Regions from separate parts of the Homo sapiens genome. Here regions 1, 3, 4 and 5 are each linked to region 2. A link is a contact called in ENCODE Hi-C or POLR2A ChIA-PET data. All regions are on one chromosome and are shown on one strand. The core of a region is the stretch at or near the end of the contact, and the rest is flanking DNA. Distances in the headings are between cores, read along the strand shown. Region 1 overlaps MPI (mannose phosphate isomerase). Region 2 holds the start of MORF4L1 (mortality factor 4 like 1). Region 3 holds the start of RPS17 (ribosomal protein S17). Region 4 holds the start of SIN3A (SIN3 transcription regulator family member A). Region 5 holds the start of ARID3B (AT-rich interaction domain 3B).

Region 1 (3,411 bases), core at 487-2,986, 4.0 Mb before region 2:
TTGCATTTATTCTTATAAATGTACAGAGCTGTAGAAGTGCAAGCCAAGAGTTCTATAGAGTAGTACATAAACACCATATGGTACCACTCCTGCTGGGAGGTAAGCCTGGATACACCCCTCTCCTCAGGAAACTGTCACCTGCAGAACACACAGCACTCAGAATTAAGGCAGTTTGGCCCTGGGCACATTGGTGGTATTTTGGTATGTGGCCACTGGCCCTAAACAACTGACCATTTCTACCCTGCCTCACTGCACTGTCCCACCAGGTCCCTCCAGCTTTTTCTACAAGGTAACACCCTCCTACATGGGGTCAGCCAGCTCAGAAACCTCTTCTTCAGGGACAGTTGCAGCTGAATATGCCAGAGCTGATTATTACAACAACGATGCAGAGGGCCTTGGTTTTGGGGTCCTGCCACCCTCACCCCTAGAAGCTGCTAAACACCCAGGCCATTCTGCCCTGACCACCTCCCCAACAGAGATGTAGGTCTATACTTACCTTCCACAGCCACCTCCCAGCACACACTGGGTCCCTCTACCTGTGTTGCTGTCTTTCTTTACACTGTGCTACATTTGATCCCTTTCCACATGTGCACTTCACCTCTGCAGACACAAGAAAGGCCTGGACATGGTCTCTGCAGATGGGGAAGGGGTTCTGGATGGAGATGTTCTTGAGCTCTACAAGCATTTGCACAAAGTGCTCAGAATGTTGGCCACTGCATAGAGCTGCAGAGTCCCATTCCAGAACAGAGTAACCATCTGCCTCTCTTCCCAAGACCCCAAGCTGGCATGACTCTGGTCTCTGTCCTATCTCTCTGCTGTGATGCTCCTAGCTAGTAGAGTAAGTCAGCCCCCAGATACTGTATATTCCTCTCAACCTTCCATGGTTTGAGAAAAACACAAAGATAGATGTCCATCAGGCACTCACAGGATTACCATCGTAAGGATGGTTGTCAGACAAATAACAAATAAGGCCGTATCTTTTTATTAGACTTGCTCATCTTCTAGTCACCCCTTGTGGTAGAGCGAAAAGAGTGTGTTGTCCCTCTCATGCCTCTGGTGGTCACAGGACACTGAGTAAAGCAAGAGACTGGATACTTTCCCATGTAGAACCTATACCCCAATCCCGACTATTGGGCTGGGAACCCTGTCTATGCCCATTCAAAGCTCACCATGTGGGAGGACTGCTTGGGCCTGGGAGGTTGAGGCTGCAGTGAGCTGTGATTACACCACTGCACTCCAGCCTGGGTGACAGAGACCCTGTCTCCAACAAAACAAAGCAGAACGCTCACCATGGTTCTGAGTTAAGCCAAAAAACAAAACAAAACCTGTTGGAAAAATTCTAGAAAGAGGCTTGGTATAGAGTATAGCAAGATATACTCTCCAATTTGTGGGTAGGGGGTGTCACAGCAGAAATTATGCCTATTTCTGCTGTTTGGGCTGGGGGCTGAAAGAGGCTGTGTCACACCCAGAGGTCTGCTTAAAGCCCAATCCTGAGTATCCAGTAAGGCCCATGCTGTGACCAGAAGAATCTGGCAATAGAATGGTCCATGCTGGAGTGAAGGGAGGCCCTCTACACTGGTGGACTGATTTCCTCAGGCAAGGGTCTAGGAGCTGGCTTAGGTCTCTCTTACCCTTCCTGTCTGTAAGCCTCAGTCTAGGACAAAGCCCACACAGCTGTATACCCACTCTCACGAGTCCATTGCTACTTCTCAAAAGTTTAAAAAGTAAACAATAGGAAGGCACCGGACTGCTCCCTGTAGCTCCCTCTGCTGGTAATAATAAAAACTGCAGGCTTCTGGGGCCAGCCCCAGTACCTTCGACCTAATCTTTAGCTCAAAGACTGGGTGAAGAAACTCACCCAGACCAAGGAAATACAAATAAATAAATATGAACATGTCAGAGCAGTTTTTCTCTAACTAGGGAAGGGCAAACCAGAATCACTAAACTCACCCGGACGGTTGGACCAGTTGGGGATGCCCCAGGTCCAGGGATTCTGGAAGCCAGGATCCTGCTGTATCATTAAGCAACCTGCTATGATCCCTGTCATAGTTAGACAGGTGCAACCTGAAGAGGGACAAAAGGACTCACTTTATGCTGTCTTGAAGGTCAAGCCTGCAAACCATCTTAGAGCTAGGAAGAATAGAGCAAACGGAATTTCTCGAACTGGTCTCAAACAGTTTCTTTTTTGGATTGCCAGCTATAATAAACCATAAAGTGCTATTTTCTGCCTCCATTCAACACTATCTAGCACAGCCTGGGCACAAGAGCTCCCTTTTTGCCTCCCTGAAGCACTATGACAAATACCAATCAAGCTGTCTGCAAGTGTTTTCCTTAGCCACCTTTGTCACCCACCATAAGAACCAGAATTTTCTGTCTTGCCCTTATTAAAGTGACTTCTCCAAACTCTGCTCCAACAGCAGAGGAAAACTACAGAATTCTACCTATCAGCCCACAGCCCAGATGGGGGCCTCTGGCCTGAGAAGCAACAGGTAAGGGCTACCTGCAGGTCACTTTCTAGGGGTCAGTGACTTCAGTGCTCACTGCACTGTGTGAGCTATGAGTGGCCAACAGGGCTCTGTAGGCCTCATGGTGAGCAGGGCCCACCTTGGAGGGTAATGTCTACTGGAGGGTACAGGAAGAAGAGTCCCCAAGACAGCACCAGCAGCAGGAGCATGTTGAAGAGGCCATGGGCTTAGGGGGGATGAGGTCCAAGTCCTCGTCATCTGGAATCTCATCCAGGTGATACCCATCCTGAAGCAGCTGCCGGCTCACATCCTGGTTCACCTGCTAAGAGAAGGAGAGGAGGGAACTATAGGCCAAGATGCAAAGCAGAAGTAACTGCTACCCAAAAGACAGAACCACATTCCGTTACCAGGGCTTCCTGTCCATGTCCCACCCCAGGCCAACCCCACACATCCCTGGACTACAGGAGGAAGTACCACCTTCTCCTACTTGTGCCTCAGCCAGCAGTAAGCCTTAGTACTGTCCAGACTTCACTGTCACTGACCCCCAGGGATCTGTTCTCACTAAATCCTGAGGCATTCATGTAAATATCGAGTTCCCAATATGTTTGAAAATCAGTGCTCTGACAGTTCCCACTGGGAGCCCAGACTAGTCCCTATCAAAGCTGAAGAATATGGGATAATAACAGAACAATGGGCTAGCGTAGTAGAGCATGGGTTACAGTGGAAGGGGGTGGTGAGCAGCTTTGTCTACACACTGCTGGTTAGACTTATCCTTTGATGCCAACAGAGGTGGGTTCCTGCAAAGTGGAATTTGTTGGTTGGTTTCATCAGTTCACTGAACATAAGAAAAATAAGGCTGGGCGTGGTGGCTCACGCCTGTAATCTCAGCATTTTGGGAGGCCGAGGCAGGTGGATCACGAGGTCAGGAGATCGAGACCATCCTGGC
Region 2 (3,674 bases), core at 1,080-3,579:
AGACCATCCTGGCCAACATGGTGAAACCCCATCTCCACTAAGATACAAAAAAGTAGCTGGGCGTGATGGCACACCGAGTCCCAGCAACTCAGGAGGCTGAGGCAGGGGAATCGCTTGAACCCAAGAGGCAGAGGTTGCAGTGAGCTGAGACTGTGCCACTGCACTCCAGCCTGGCTACGGAGCGAGACTGTCTCAAAAAAATAATTTAAAAAAAGTACGTATTTTATATTCAATAAAAAATTTAAAAGTGTACAGGACAGTTTTGGTGGGGTGGGGTCCAAAGAAGCCCTTGTCCCTTTTTACAATTTAGCAATGGTGTCCAAGGGAGTGAATACAGTCATGGGTTCTTAGTTTCTGTTTCTGGTTGGGCCAGTAAAGCCCCTTCCTCATCCCCCTTTTCCACTTATCACTAGAGACTGAAACTAAAAACCATGGCTTCAGGGTGCTAAAAGCCTAAACAAAACAAAACAAAACAACAACAAAATAAGACAGGTTGGACAAGCTTGCGAGAAGTAGTCGTGACAAGATGGTGTATATTCAACTGGAATAAGGAAGGTTTTTGTGGGTTTCTGTTGTCAGAGAAGGGGTTGTGTTAAAAAGACTGAAGGAGAAATGGAAGTCAGATAAATGGAGAGGGGCCCGGAATTGGTGGGGTGTGGAACCCGGGCAGGGGAGGGCTTAGAAAAGCCATGGAGACAGGCTGGGCGCAGTGGCTCACGCCTGTAATCCCAGCACTCTGGGAGGCCGAGGCCAGCGGGTCACCTAAGGTCGGGAGTTCAAGACCAGCCTGACTAACATGAAGAAACCCCATCTCTACAAAAACACAAAAATTAGCCCGGTGTGGTGTCACATGCCTGTAATCCCAGCTACTCGGGAGGCTGAGGCAGGAGAATCGCTTGAACCTGGGAGGCAGAGGTTGCAGTGAGCTGAGATCGCGCCTTTGCACTACAGCCTGGTTAATAAGAGGGAAACTCCGTCTCAGAAAGAAAAAAAAAAAAAAGAAAAGTCATGGAGACAAAGGTTTGCGTAGGAGGATAAAGGTTTACATAGGGGATGCAGGTAGGCTAAGGGCTGTTTGTGGAAGGATTTAAATACCAGGCTAAGGACTTTGAGATTTATCGTCTAAAGTTCATTGAGCACTTATTCATTGTTGGGTACCGCGCTAAGCCCGTATATGTAATTCTCACAATAAACTGACGGAAATGGTGCTATTTTGCAGCTTAGCCAACAAAGTTGTTTTTGAACAGGGAACGACATAAATCCGTTTGTTTAGGCCAGGCACGGTGGCTCACGCCTGTAATCCCAGAACTTTGGAAGGCCAAACCGGGCGGATCACGAGGTCAGGAGTTCCAGACCAGCCTGGCCAACATGGTGAAACCCAGTATCTACTAAAAATACAAAAATTAGCTGGGCGTGGTGGCACATGCCTGTAATCCCAGCTACTCCGGAGGCTGAGGCAGGAGAATCGATTGAACCTGGGAGGCGAAGGCTGCAGTAAGCAGAGATCGCGCCACTGCACTCCAGTCTGGGCAACGGAGCGACACTCCATCTCAGAAAAAAAAAAAAAGGTATAATATTGAAGAAATCCGTTTGTTTAGAGTGACAAGAAGCACAAACAGGGCAGGTACGGAATACAGACGTTGACATATTCACACTAGCCTTTTTCAGAAAGCAGAGCTCCATTATCTCAAAAAGCTAAAGCGTGACTAGTGTTTCCCACGTCATCATCCTCATTTCCGCAAGGCTGGGCTGGAGAAGAGGAGGTAGACCTAGGAGCCAACAAATGGCTATCAATCCCACCAAATAGGCTCCGCAGTGGGGTTGCTAAACAACGAAGCTTCCAGAAGCGGACCCCAGTTCCCACCCTCTTGCTGATCCTAAAGCCTTTCTATGCAAAAACTAGCGGAATGCTATTGAATGTAGGTTTCCGAGCCAGCCCTATTCTCTCCGACTACTTCAACATCAACGGGGGCTTATTTGCCCAAGGGACGTCGCAACTGGGCCTTTCCCATTCTATTATCACTGGTGGCTCACCACCCCCACTCTCCCCCATCGCCAGCTCCGCCTTAACCTCCCACGAAATCAAATCCCCGCTTTACCAACCCGCAGCAGCCGGGGGCATGGAGAGAGAAGCGGGGGTGGGGTGGGGTAGGGTAGCCGGCCCCTCCCCCACCCGGGGGGGGGGGGGGGGCGCCTCCACCGACTCCGAACTACCAGTCCCGGCGTGCCCTGGGGCGGCGCGGGCGCAGGGGCGCGTGCGCGGCGGGCTGTCGTTGGCTGGAGCAGCGGCTGCGCGGGTCGCGGTGCTGTGAGGTCTGCGGGCGCTGGCAAATCCGGCCCAGGATGTAGAGCTGGCAGTGCCTGACGGCGCGTCTGACGCGGAGTTGGGTGGGGTAGAGAGTAGGGGGCGGTAGTCGGGGGTGGTGGGAGAAGGAGGAGGCGGCGAATCACTTATAAATGGCGCCGAAGCAGGACCCGAAGCCTAAATTCCAGGAGGGTGAGTGTGCGCCTTTGGGAAAAAGGCACCTAACGGCGCAGGAGATAGAGGCGGGCTCGAGGTGATTGAGGCTTGAGGGCCGGGGGCGGCGCGGGCTGCGCCCTGAGAAGGCGGCGGTCAGTGCTTTGTGCGGGGAAAGCGCATTGCGGATGGCAATTCCGGTGCGTCATTGTGAGAAAGCGCTTTGTGAAGCGAGAGTGCTGCGCAGGCGTTAGAGTGGGAGAGAGAGCGTTTGGCGCGTGGCACACCCTCGTCAAGTGTTTGTTATTGTTCTGAGGAAGAGGGCGCGGAGAGAGCAGCCTATTGTAGGGAGGCGACGGGAGCGCCATGGCGGCGGTTAGGGGAAGTGATGTGGCGGCGGGGGGGGAGGGGCGGTGGCTGTTTCGGGCGGTCCTGCGGCGCGCCCGGCCGCTTGGGCAGCTACGACGGGTTTTTCGGTGCTTCCTGGAGCCCCGGGGTGGTTGCGTTCGGTGGCAACTCAGCTGCGGATGGGGGTGGGTTTGGCGCCACGGGGCGGGAGAAGTGCGTTGTAAAATGGCCGTTGCAAGATGGCGGCGCCATCATGGCCGCCGGCGTCTCGGTCCCGTATGGAGGCACAGCTTACGGGCAGATGCAGCGCCCCCTTCCACGACGACCAGAAGGTTGCCGGGGCCCTCCGCATACCACAGAGTGGTGGGTGGGGACAGAAAAAAAAAAGTGAGATGAGCGTTTTCCTCCGCTTTGTGTTGCCTGGAGGCATCACTCTGCTATTCTTGGGCGCAGTGCCGAGATCCTATGGTAATGTGAGTGAGCTCTCGCTTTGCAGTTGCTCGTAAAAAGTAAATAAAAATGATCTGAATGCAGTGTTGACGCCGTTTGCATTTGTAAGTCCCATTGCCTCGACGTCATTTTTTAAATGCAGTAATTGTTTGATTAGTTGCAGTGTTTAACAATGACTTGAAAGTTGAATTTCTTTTTATTAATTGGTTTTCGATTGACATGAGTTTTGGGTAAGGTTAGACTGACTCCCAGTGGAAGGCAGCTCTTTAAATTTTCACAACGCTTCAGTTAACGTATAATAAGGTGGAGGTCTAATAGCTAAAAAGGAAGTAAAGTCCTGTTGAGAAAGGAGGAACACTTTAACATTCCTTTTCATTGCTATGGAAATTTATGCTAGTTACCGTAAATACGATGTCTA
Region 3 (3,822 bases), core at 1,323-3,822, 3.7 Mb after region 2:
ATACTCGTGAACTACCTAAGTAGTGCCTTGTATGTACCTGGAAATGGACCAAAGCTCATTTCTGAGTGGTTAGCATGGAGACACCAAAGGAATGCCTTCACAGAAGAAAAGCAGGCAGATTCAGCCAGGGCTGACACAAAGGGGGCAACGTAAGCCAGCTATAAAACCAAGAACAGAAGCAGCCAAGAGAGAAAAGGTGTCCTGGAAGCCACTAGATTTGGGAATCATGATCTTGTGGCGAACTAACTCAATGCACACAACTTCCGCTACACCCCTTATGAAAGCAGTCCAGTTTAGTGGCTACAAGTTTAGATGGGATTCCCAACTCTGCCACTTACTAGCTGGGTGACCTTGGATAATAAGACCTACTGATGGTTTTTGACCAGGAAAATACCACTTTAGGAATCCAGCAAACACTTACCAAAAGCTTCAGCATTTCCTTAGTGTCAGGATCTACTTCAATAATCTCCTGATCCAAGGCTGAGACCTACAAGGAAACGAGGTAGGGTCAAAATACCAATCAATGAGATTATCACTCACCTCTCCTCCTCCTCTCCCCAGGTTCTTAAATATGGGGAAGAGGAGCTGCACAAGGATAGCATTCCTCTCACAAGGTGAGCAGTCTCTTACAGTATTACAGACCCCGATGACCTGTTCTTCTGGCCTTACCTTCCCATGCCCTCATTCAGTATTCAGAACACTTGAAGTCTGTGTTTACACCAAAGAATACTATATTAGGGGCAAACAATCGAGCCACGACAGCAGTCATCAAATCAACATTAAGGGCTCTCATGAAATATGGAATAGACTTAACTGGTTCCAGAAGAGCAGAATGGAGGCTAAGAAACTGGTAGGGGGCCTATGGGCACCCACAGCTGGTTATGGAATGTATGGATTAAAGGTCTCAGATTCAGCTGAGGTCCCTTTGGAAGCCAAGAACCCATAGCTTTATCATTTGAGGATTAGCCAGAAGCCCAAATATCCAGAAAGTTTACCTCAGGAACATAATTGTCTCTCCTTTCTCTCTCCTCCTCCTGCAGCTTGATGGAGATACCTCTTACTGGGCCTCTCTGAATTCGCTTCATCAGATGCGTGACATAACTACAAAGCACACACAGCCAAAGAGAACAGTGAGAAGACAAATCAACTCCCACCTGGTACTGAGCACATGTGCATATATAAATACCCGCTTTAGTTCTTTTCCACAGTGAGAAGGAAGAGGACTCACTATCCTGGGACCTCCTACACATAGAACCTCCACTGGCCTGAGCATTCCTTCCCCTTGGTTTCTCACTCTCTATTCAAACTCTCCTTCATGATGATCAAGCGCCCCACCCCCAACTCGCCCCGCCCCGCCCCGCAGTTTCACGACCCTTCACAGCCTTCATTTTCTTCCAATTTCAAATTCACATAACTTGGCAATTAATACGTTGACTTTGGCACTATTCTTCCAGGCCATATGCCTATAAATCTCTCGAACAGTAACTGCAACTGTGAAGTAAGCATTAGAAGTTGACATCCAGCCGGGCGAGGTGGCTCACGCCTGTAATCCCAGCAATTTGGGAGGCCGAGGCGGGCGGATCGCTTGAGGTCAGGTGTTCGAGACCAGCCTGGTCAACATTGTGAAACCCTGTTGTCTACTAAAAATACAAAAATTAGCCGAGTGTGGTAGCACGTGCCTCTAATCCCAGCTACTGGGAAGGCTGAGGCATGACAATCGCTTGAACCCGGGAGACGGAGGTTGCAGTGAGCCGAGATGGCGCCACTGCACTCTAGCCTGGGCGCCAGGGCAAGATTCCGTCTCAAAAAAAAAAGAAAAAAAAGAAAGAAAAAAGTTGACAACTAAAAGCAACGTAGCTTCAAAGCAAGAGGTCTGACGGTGGCTACCTTCGACCCAGGGTCACCGCGGCCAGTCATGACACAGGCCTAAGTTCACAACAGAAATCCTGCACACGCAGAGCTCTAGCCCTTCTCCGGGACACCAGGGAGTCTCAGGCTAACGAAACCACCAAGGCACCGTCTCTTCCCGAGTCGGAGGGCGGCAGAGCACACAAACAGATCGCGGAGCCCCGGAGGCCGAGGAAGGCCCGACTCACCCTGCTATCTTGTTGCGGAGCTTTTTGCTGGGGATAATGGCGATCTCCTCGCACACGCGCTTGTTCGTGTGGAAGTCGTTGCCCAGGCGCGTGTAGTACTTTTCTATGATGACCCGGGCCGCCTTCTTCACGGTTTTGGTGCGAACGCGGCCCTGCGGGTGGAGAGGACAGGATCACTCACGAGCCAGCGCAACCTTCTGGGAAGAGTGCGGCGCCGAGCCCCGGCCGGTGTGGTTGGGGACCGCCGGCTGCGCTGAGCCGGAGAGGGCCCGGCTAAACAGTGCCGGGCGCCGGGCTTAATGCGGAAGCCGCCGGCCCGTTGCGCTCCAGCCTGACAGGGCTCTGCGCCTTCCCGGCCCAGGGCCTCTCTGTGGGCTGAGGACCGCGGGAAGCTGCAGATGGGGGACGATTGTGGAGGATGGCGGCCTCGAGCCAAAACACCTACCATGTTGGCGGGTCCTTGGTAAAAGAGGAAACAGGAAGCACAGGCGAAGCCTGTTAAAGCTTAGGCCAGAAAGCCGCTTCCGCCCGGCCACGGTCGCTCTGAGCCTACTCGGGAGCCACACAGCGCCCCCTGGCGGAGTGGAGCGGGGGCGGCGGTGGCGCGCCCCTCCGGTGGGCAGGGTGTCTGTCCCGCCCCCGACGGCTCCTCCCTTTCCGCTCCCCGCTCCCCTCGGTTGACTTGGGCTCGCTTCTCTCCCCCATCTGATTTTTAATGGGACCGCCCGTGCGATGTGCTCTAGCGTAGCGTCCATCTCTTCCACACACGCCAGGGAGAGGAGAAGCATCCGGTCCTCGGGAGGACCGAGAAAAGAAGGCGATCCAGGGCCGTGGAACAATGAGGAAGTGGGGGATGGCGGCCGCCCAGGTCCCCCACTCAGTCCGCGGGCCGGAGACTTGTCAGGTAGAGACAGGGTGCGACTGGGCGAGACGTATCTCATTTCTTCCGGGCCTTTGCTCAAATGTCGCCTTATCAGAGGGCTTTCCCTTCAAACTTAGGTAAAATAACTCCCTCACTATCCCTGCTTATATTTCCTAGCACTTGCCGTGTGATTCGGCTTATTTTTCTCAACTAGGGGTGAGCTCCATGACAGTAATGGTCATTTTGTTTAGCTAATTCCCAGTGCTTGAACAGCGCCTAGCACGTAACAACCTCTAACATTGACGTGAAGGGCCCAGCTCACCAGCAGAGCTCCCAACACCTCAGGTACCTTCTCCATCCACTATCTTCAGGCTGTTCCTGCCGCACCCATCCTCAAACCAGGGCCTTCCGAAGCCACCAGCGCAGGCTGCCCCGATGGGCCGCAGCCTAGGTAGGGCCCTGCCCCCTTCTTCCAACTCTGCTCCCTGGGCTGACAGCAATCCTAGGCTCCCACCTGACAGGGGAAGGCTGAGCTGGCCAGGCTGGATGAGTTAAGCCCAGGGCTGTGCCTCATTCCTCAACGCACCTTGGGTACTCCAGTCGGACTCTCAACTGATTGGGGATGGAAACCTGAAGGACAGGAAACCCTGGCAGCAAAAAGTACCAATGGGACAAAAGAAAAGGCCAGAATCTCAGAACTGCGGGAGCAAACTTCCAGTCAAGCTGCTGTCAGGCCCGAAGTGAAAGATCAGGGTTTTTGTTTTTGTTTTTGTTTTTGAGACGGAGTCTTGCTGTCGCCCAGGCTGGAGTGCAGTGGCGCGATCTCGGCTCACTGCAACCTCTGCCTCCCAAGTTCAAGCGATT
Region 4 (3,437 bases), core at 517-3,016, 3.4 Mb before region 2:
CGCTTGCCACCACGCCCAGCTTTTTTTTGTATTTTTAGTAGAAACAGGGTTTCGCCATGTAAGCCTGGCTGGTCTCGAACTCCTGACCTCAAGTGATCCACCTGCCTCGGCCTCCCAAAGTGCTAGGATTACAGGCATGAGCCACCGCGCCCGTCCAGGAAACTAAGTTTATATAGCAGAACCATGTGCACAATGAAAGCATTCAAAAATACAACTGTCAGAGATATCGGAGTATTTTATTCAAAGTCTGAGTTCTTAAAAAAAAAAAACAAACCCTACTTTATAAACAGACCAGTTTTGAGATTAAAATGTAAATCCAAACTTTCCTGTTATAAATCTCAGCCTTGTAAAGAGGAGGAGCTTCCACTGCCTTTTCAAGGCTAACTTCGTTTAAAGTCCTAACGCACCGAAACAGACGCCAAGTCTACTACCCACCACCCATTGGCTCAAAGGAAGCCCCGCCCCGTACAGCCACGGTAACTGAACATCAAGGGAACCCCAGGGAAGGTTTTCCCTCCGCCACATTTCTAGTCTCTGATGACTCCCTGCCCCTCCCCTACCATCACCACCGCGGATCTAGGGTTCCAGCACCAGCCACGCACGCTCCTACAAGAGGACCTTGGGCACTTCGCCCCAATAGTTACAACCAAGAGGGGAGTGGGGGTGACCATGCTCCCACTCTCCTGGCTGCACGGTGCCAGACACGCTGCATGGAGCAAAGCGGAGAAAGCAGCTCCGGCACAGGGCCCTTGTGCCCCCAGGCAGAAGGCATGACCCAGCCACAAGAGTAAGTCCTGACACCTCCACAGCTCCCAGTCGGCGGGTGCCCCTCCCTCCCCACGGAGACATAGGGCGGGGCAGATCTAGGCGCCGAGACTCCCAGCCAGACCCGACAGCGGGCTTTCCCTAGCACCTCCTCATTGCCAAGGAGGCGGAAACCCGGGGCCTGGGCGGGGTGCAGGGGGGGACGGCCAAGGGGAGTGGCATCACGGATCAGTACGGCCCCTCCGGCCAACCGGATCCCAAGAAGGCGGAGGAACTCAGACTTCACGCCCCCTCCCTGCCGCGCCCTGAATCTACACGCGGGAGACCCCCCCCTACCCCTCCCCGACCCCAGCAGGCCAGAGCGCGGCCGCCAGCCCGAGGCCCCGCCCACCCCAGGAGGAGGGGAGGGGGTGGTCGGCCGCAAACTGCACTCAGCGCGAAGCCGGCCCCGCCCCTTTCTCCACAATCGCACGCGCGCGCCGGCCCCGCCTCTGAGCGGCGGCGCGAGAGCCCGCCCCCCTCCGCGCGCACCGGGACTACGCTCTCCTCCCCCTCCCGCGCGGAGAGCTACCCCGCTCCGCCCCCCACCCCCCTCACACAACCACACACCTCCCGCCCGTCTGCTCTACGGGAAGCCGAGGAGGTCAGCCCCCCCCCCCCAAAATACACACCCTCGAGTCCGGCGTTACCCGCCACCAGGCTCCCGCCCGGCCCCCGGCCCAGCGTGCTCTCACCGCAAAGCTGCTTCGGCCGCTCGTCACTGCGTGTCCCTCTCAGCGTGAGCCGCGAGCTCAGCAGGGAGGCCCCGAGAACGGCGCGGGGCACAGGCCCGCCGAAGCGGACTGCCAGCTACCTCTCCACTAACGAAGCGGTCACAGGCTCCGGTGCCCAGACTGGGAAGGAGGGAGGGAGGGAGGGAGGGAAACTCCGAGGGGGGAAGGGGAGGGGGGAAGATGGAGAAACCGTCTCCGCCGCCTCTACCGCCGCGGCCGCTTCTCTGTTACCCGGGAAATCCCGCCCACTCCCCCGACCCCGCCCCGCAGAGGGAAGACTCAGCTTCGTTCCAATACAGGACGCAATACCCGCCCGTCAAAGACTCAGCCAACCACCGAGGCCTGTCTTATGATTTTCCCGCCCCTTCCCCCTCGACTGGTAGGGGAGGGGGAGCCGCTCTCCTTCTCCACGCCCCTATTGGCGGGGAGCTTCCCTAACTCAACCCCGCCTATTGGAGACGGACTGCTGAAGCCCACCCCCGAGCCCCAACACTATTGGAGGAAGCAGGGAAGCTCTTCCTGTCTCATTGGAGGACACCACATAACCCGCCCTGCAGCGTCTCAGCCACAGGCCTAACAAGTTGGCTCCCGCCTCCGCTGGTCATCGCATTGGAAGGCTACCCCTGGCTCTCCCACCGCCCCAGTAAGGTAAGTAACCGATGTGGGGTAAAATGTCTGTAAGTGAAACAGGCTCCGCCTACCGCACTGCCGGGCCAGGCCCCGCCCCAAGAGTCGGATTGGATATCTTGGCGCTGGTAGGACCCTCCATTGGCCAGGGCGCCCGTCTAGGAAGGAGCTAATTCCACCCTGCGCGAGGAGGCTGAACCTTAGCAGTCCTTTTGTGGAATGTTTACACTAGAGACTGAAGCTCGGAGTTCCAGGGCCCGAGATAGGAGGGGGAGCGGAGCTCATCAGCGGAGACTCCACATCCTAGGATTTGAAGGAAAGGCAGCCCACCATGGAGGACTCCCTCACAAAAAAAATGAGAGAATGAGAACTCATCCTTCCGTCCAGTTATCTTTACAGTTTACATTCTACACACTGCGTCCTTGTAAACACAAATATCCGGAGCAGCTGGCAACTCCTTTCAGCCAAGTAGAGTACAGAACTAAGGTCTGGAGACCTAGGCGGAGAAGTAAACTCCCTAGAGCTGAATATGCAGTCCTAAGAGGGCGGAGATAACCAAAAGAGAGGCGGGCTCTAACAGCCACCGCCCTGGCAAGCCTCCGGAAGGCGGAGCGTGAGGCACAAGGTACTCACGATCTCCCGGGTGGATCTGGAGGCATCCTCAGAACTGAGAAAGGAGAGGAAAACACCAAAACAGGCCACGGCATAAATTAACATTGGGGACATGCCACACTCAGAGAATGGATAAAATTTCCGTAGTTGGGGACATAAGATAACGGCTGTTCACCTTCTCCTTGGCCGGGAGTGTTAATAGCAGTTCCTGTGCCCTCTCTGTGTAGGTAACAGTGCCTCGAACACACAGTGAGACAAAGTGCTTTCAATTCCTAGTTTGCTTTTATTTATTCACCAAATAGGGCGTGGGCCTGACGCTGATCTTACTTTGGGGGGCGCTCTCTCAGCGCCAGGAGAGGTGACGGGATTACGTTGTTACCGCTCTCCCGAATAAGTAGAACCCTCCTCCCAGAGAGCTAAGACCCCAAGGGACACGCCCAGGGAACCCACGCCTAGGTCCAACACTGTCCTCCCTCTGCAATCCAGCGGAAACGGCCAGGAACGAGCTCTGGCAGCAGGTGGGCCTGACTCCAGCGATGGCTTCGAGCCGCGAAACCACAGCAGCGAATTGTGAACTCCAAGGGTAGCCGACAGGTGGGAGCAGCCTCGCCAGTAGCCAAGCCCTGCCCCAGGACAGAGCTCTAAAAATAAGTCAGACCA
Region 5 (3,895 bases), core at 322-2,821, 4.3 Mb before region 2:
TCTGATAAAGTGAAAGAACAGGCCGGGTGCAGTGGCTTACGCCTGTAATCCCAGCACTATGGGAGGCCGAGGCGAGCGGATCACCTGAGTTCAGGACTTCGAGACCAGCCTGGCCAACATGGCGAAACCTGTCTCTACTAAAAATGCAAAAATTAGCTGGCTTGGTGGCGCACACCTGTAATCCTAGCTACTCGAGAGGCTGAGGCAGTAGAATTGCTTGAACCCAGGAGGCGGAGGTTGCAGTGAGCTGAGGTTGCGCCACTGCACTCCAGCCTGGGCGACAGAGCAAGACTCCTTCTAAAAAAAAAAAGTGAAATAACAGTAATAACAGTTATGCTGTAATTCTATTTTTTTTGGGGGGGGGGAACAGTGTCTCTGTCACCCAGGCTGGAGTGCAGTGGCACAATCATGGCTCACTGCAACCTCCGCCTCTCCTGGGCTCAGGTGATCTCCCACCTCAGCCTTCCGAGTAGATGGGACCACAGGCATGCGCCAAAACGCCTCATTAAACTTTGTATTTTTTGTAGAGATGGGGTATCGCCTTGTTGCCCAGGCTGCTCTCCAACTACTGGGCCCAAGAGATTCGCCTGCCTCAGCCTTCCAAAGTGCTGAAATTACAGGCGTGAGCTACTGCATCAGGCCTATAATTCAAAAGTAGTCAAGCTGAGAGAATAGCAGGCTGTGGTTGAAAAGAGGGTTGTTCAAATTACTGAGTCGTGACGCGATAGCGTTTGGAGGGACAAGGTCCAGGTTTTAACTGGGATTGGGAGGCTGATATAAGGGTCGCTAAAGACGAGGCCCGATGTTGAATGGGTTGGCCACATAGGCTCTGAAATTATCAAAGATGGTCAGACGGGAGACAGACAAGGAGCTGGATACACAGATCGGCAGATTATCTCCAAACGGGGTGAAGTAGGTGACAGAGTCTAAGGGGAAGGGCTGAAGAAGCAAGTGTTTTTACAAGAGGTGACAGCACCTGGCACATAATCCCGACCTCTGCAAACTGAGACCTGAGAATACTAATTCATGTGAGAAAGTTTCAAGGGACGCAACATTCTCGGGACAGCCAGGTCTCTGTCCCAGGAAGGAGCGGAGAAGTTTAGAGACAAGCTGATCTAAACACGAGAACCTCTGAGGAAGACCGGCTTGAAGGCAGGAGATTGAGGAGGGGACCGAAGCGACGGCAAACCCTACACTCCTCTGCTCTTTAGTTACTTTCCTCCCAGCCAACCGCCCAAGCCACACCAACCTCCGCAATAGAAAACGCTCGGAGAACACGATCTCCCGCCCAGCTCTTTTCAACTCCCCGCGGAAGTGCTCACACCGGAACCCCTCTGTGTCCGCACTTTGCCATTGGCCGAGGCTTCCGCCCGCTTCCATTCGCTTCCTCCCACAACTCAGTCGGGCTGCGCGGTCCGTAGGAGTCACTTCCGCCTCGTCCCACCCCGCCCCCCGGTCCCTTTCTAGCAGCTTCCGGCTTCGGTCCCGCCCCGCCCCCTGTGGCCCCGCCCCGCCCCCGCCCCCGCCCCTGGCTGGCGGTCCAGCCCCGCGGCGCCGCTTCCGGTGCGGGCCCCGCCCCGGCTGTGGCCCCCGGCTGCGGAGGAGTCCGAGACGCAGCTGCCGCGCCGGGGCCTGAGCTGCCGCCTCCTCCGCCGCCCGAAAACCCGGAGTGCCCCGCACAGGTAAGTGGCCCGGGTCCGGGCTCCCTCAGGCATGGCGGGAGAGGAGGCTGCGACAGGTGGAGGGGCCGAGGCCAGGAGCCGAGGCAGGTGTAGAGAGAGAGGGGAATGCGCGAGTCGGGGGCGCGGGGACCGCGAAGGAAAGTGAGAGCGCCGCGGGAGCCCCGAGCGCCCTGTGCCCATTAGGGCATTTGAGATAAAGCGTTTGAGATAAAGCGATGAGAAGGGTGAGGGGCCCTGGAGCTGAGTGGGCGCGCAGATAGGTGGGGCGGGGGCCATCGGAAGAGCCAGCGGATTGGCTGGGAGGGTTGGTAGAGGTAAAAATGATAGGGCTGAATGGGGGGAGGTGAATAAAGAATGGGGGGAGGCGTGCAGGGGTGACCGGGAAGGTGGGCTGTGGGGCTTACAGGGGCCCGGGGCCAAAAGAATCCGGCAGCAAAAGCAGGGGAATGGTCAGCAGGCCGGGTTCAAAGCTGCAGGTAGTCCGTTGTACCCGGCTTGGTGGTCCGGGAACTTTAGGGGAAATGGGGGAGGGGCCCGTGTGAAGGGATGAAGAGGTTTAGATTTGAGACATAAGTTCTCCAAATGTAGGCAGGTGGCATTGTTTGGATCGCTGGCTGCTTAGGGACTGCGGGAAAATGGGCTCTTTGGGGGAGGGTGTGTGTATTGAGTTGTAGAACTGAGTCATCTCAGTCTTACTATAAGAGGCTGTGGGAGGGACACCTCCCCCTCTGCTGGGGACAGCATTCAGAGAAGATGGTGCCACAAGACAAGAAGCAGTTGTTCAGTGACTGGCAGGACTTGGTTGAGAAGTTATTCCGATCGTGATTGATTGACTGTAATGACTATGAGGACATTTAAAATGAACACCGAATTATTTGCTTTATTCTGTAATTTTCTTTGACCCAAATTGTTTTCATTTTAAATGAACACTTTTGCCAACTGAATTTAATGTGGATGTAAATCTTGTCATGCTTTTTTACACTGTAAGAAGAGCTAAAGCAGAATGAAAGTATTGCTGCAAGCGTAACTCACACTTTCTGAAGTGCCAAGAGAGGAAGTAAAGGCAGTAAGAGGCAAATTGGAATGCGAATCTTTCACAGAACACAAAAGGCACAAACAGGGCTATAAGATAAACAGAAAATGAGAATTTTTAATCTCTACTAATTGGCCTAGCTTTAAAAATTGTACCCTTTTTTACTCTAACCTGGAAAAAATCTTAAATCCAAGCAGTTTTTATTGCTGAAGATGTGATTACTTCTCCGTGAATTTTTGAAGATACTAAAGACACTTTGTTTTTTGTCTTTCGACCCAATCCTAAAACACTGGAACAATGCAGATATCAAGTCCCAACATGTGCAGTGCAGCTTCTTTCATGTGATGACAAAATTGTACGCCATGTTGCAAGTCCTGTTCACCTAAAATTGCCCTTGCATAGTAATCCATTCAGTTATGGAGACTTGCTGAAGAAACATAACTCAAGTGAAGTTTGTTGGGGGTGAGGGCCTGCAGGGGAGAGGTGGGGGAGTAAAAGGAGAAGAGGGTGTGAAAGTGATGTGTGTTTGGAGACTGATTGGTAAGAATGCAGATAAACCTGCCCCCAGAATGCTTTTGGCCCGAAAGACTTTTCTTTTTGTGTTTGTCAGAGAATATCATAATAGAAATGAATCAGAAAGAAAGGGGATGTGAAGAGATTTACTTCGCTGTTTATAAAAAAGAAGCAGCATTAACTTGTTGTTCAGACAATGTTGATATCTGTTTCAAATTAATTAACTTTAAAATCTCCAGAGGAATTCCCCCGTTTGCTTTTGAGTGACGATTGCAATTTGAGACTCTTGCCTCCTTGCGTGTTTCTTTCATGTTGTTGAAATTGGATTCTTTTTGAGGCTATAATGTCCAGTTAGTATGGCTCAGTCCACTCAACAAGCAGGCTGGCAATTTGATCAGGGAAATTTGAAAAGCTTAGACCCAAGAGCAGCTTGCTTGGTCTTGCTTTTTCTATGAGAGTAAAACTGTCTGCCTGATAGTTCTGTGTCTAGCTTAGAGGTGATATCTTTCTCCTGTGGGCTTGGGAACATACTCTCTCCTTTGCAGGCAGGTCCTTCTTTTCCTTTATTATTGTTGTTTGCATAATTATGCTTCTGCTACAGTGCAAACCCAGTTACCTTTTCAGTAATTAATGTTCAGTAACATTAGTTCAGTAACAGATTAATGTT

The links. A loop is a pair of places that touch in the nucleus more often than their neighbours do. ChIA-PET counts read pairs that join two places held with the same protein, here RNA polymerase II (POLR2A). Pooled maps may share reads with other maps.
Region 1: POLR2A ChIA-PET joins it to region 2 with 10 read pairs in AG04449. The contact joins the enhancer-like site here to the promoter of MORF4L1 in region 2. POLR2A ChIA-PET finds 5 or more read pairs at or near these places in 3 of 52 experiments (AG04449, CD8-positive, alpha-beta memory T cell and Panc1).
Region 3: a loop to region 2 is called in a map of naive thymus-derived CD4-positive, alpha-beta T cell, with 19 times the contacts of the local background. The contact joins the promoter of RPS17 here to the promoter of MORF4L1 in region 2. A Hi-C loop is called at or near these places in 1 of 168 maps with a recorded cell type or tissue (naive thymus-derived CD4-positive, alpha-beta T cell) and 6 of 50 pooled maps. POLR2A ChIA-PET finds 5 or more read pairs at or near these places in 1 of 52 experiments (BJ).
Region 4: a loop to region 2 is called in a map of CD8-positive, alpha-beta T cell, with 6 times the contacts of the local background. The contact joins the promoter of SIN3A here to the promoter of MORF4L1 in region 2. A Hi-C loop is called at or near these places in 2 of 168 maps with a recorded cell type or tissue (CD4-positive, alpha-beta memory T cell and CD8-positive, alpha-beta T cell), 1 of 37 single-sample maps with no recorded cell type and 11 of 50 pooled maps. POLR2A ChIA-PET finds 5 or more read pairs at or near these places in 5 of 52 experiments (CD4-positive, alpha-beta T cell, Caco-2, T-cell and 2 more).
Region 5: a loop to region 2 is called in a map of CD8-positive, alpha-beta T cell, with 20 times the contacts of the local background. The contact joins the promoter of ARID3B here to the promoter of MORF4L1 in region 2. A Hi-C loop is called at or near these places in 2 of 168 maps with a recorded cell type or tissue (CD4-positive, alpha-beta T cell and CD8-positive, alpha-beta T cell) and 6 of 50 pooled maps. POLR2A ChIA-PET finds 5 or more read pairs at or near these places in 1 of 52 experiments (A673).

The regions. Positions count from the first base shown.
Region 1 is chr15:74,900,000-74,903,410 of GRCh38, forward strand. MPI (mannose phosphate isomerase) reads left to right here. Exons shown (of 8, transcript NM_002435.3): 8 at 1-2,220. FAM219B (family with sequence similarity 219 member B) reads right to left here. Exons shown (of 5, transcript NM_020447.5): 5 at 1-2,787. The coding sequence ends at 2,620. Among named protein-coding and RNA genes, the nearest start is that of FAM219B, 5.1 kb to the right of the region's middle. Within about 2 kb of position 1,737, at least 5 of the 41 ENCODE cell types and tissues checked have a DNase peak (open chromatin) inside an H3K27ac peak, as active enhancers do.
Region 2 is chr15:78,870,561-78,874,234 of GRCh38, forward strand. MORF4L1 (mortality factor 4 like 1) reads left to right here and starts at 2,330. Exons shown (of 12, transcript NM_006791.4): 1 at 2,330-2,497. The coding sequence starts at 2,458. RefSeq lists silencers at 2,102-2,361, 2,772-2,831 and enhancers at 2,917-3,548, 2,942-3,181.
Region 3 is chr15:82,537,885-82,541,706 of GRCh38, forward strand. It overlaps RPS17 (ribosomal protein S17), which reads right to left and starts at 2,573. Exons shown (of 5, transcript NM_001021.6): 1 at 2,542-2,573; 2 at 2,097-2,248; 3 at 996-1,101; 4 at 422-487. The coding sequence starts at 2,544. RefSeq lists silencers at 2,580-2,699, 2,710-2,809 and an enhancer at 2,929-3,430.
Region 4 is chr15:75,449,924-75,453,360 of GRCh38, forward strand. It overlaps SIN3A (SIN3 transcription regulator family member A), which reads right to left and starts at 1,767. Exons shown (of 21, transcript NM_001145358.2): 1 at 1,500-1,767. RefSeq lists enhancers at 185-1,104, 532-661, 2,372-2,421, 2,651-3,182, 3,183-3,437 and 1 more and silencers at 912-1,411, 1,632-1,731.
Region 5 is chr15:74,539,649-74,543,543 of GRCh38, forward strand. It overlaps ARID3B (AT-rich interaction domain 3B), which reads left to right and starts at 1,572. Exons shown (of 9, transcript NM_006465.4): 1 at 1,572-1,682. LOC124903528 (a long non-coding RNA gene) reads right to left here and starts at 1,440. Exons shown (of 2, transcript XR_007064719.1): 1 at 1,250-1,440. RefSeq lists enhancers at 828-957, 892-1,433, 1,008-1,157, 2,508-2,567 and silencers at 1,458-1,817, 2,334-2,518.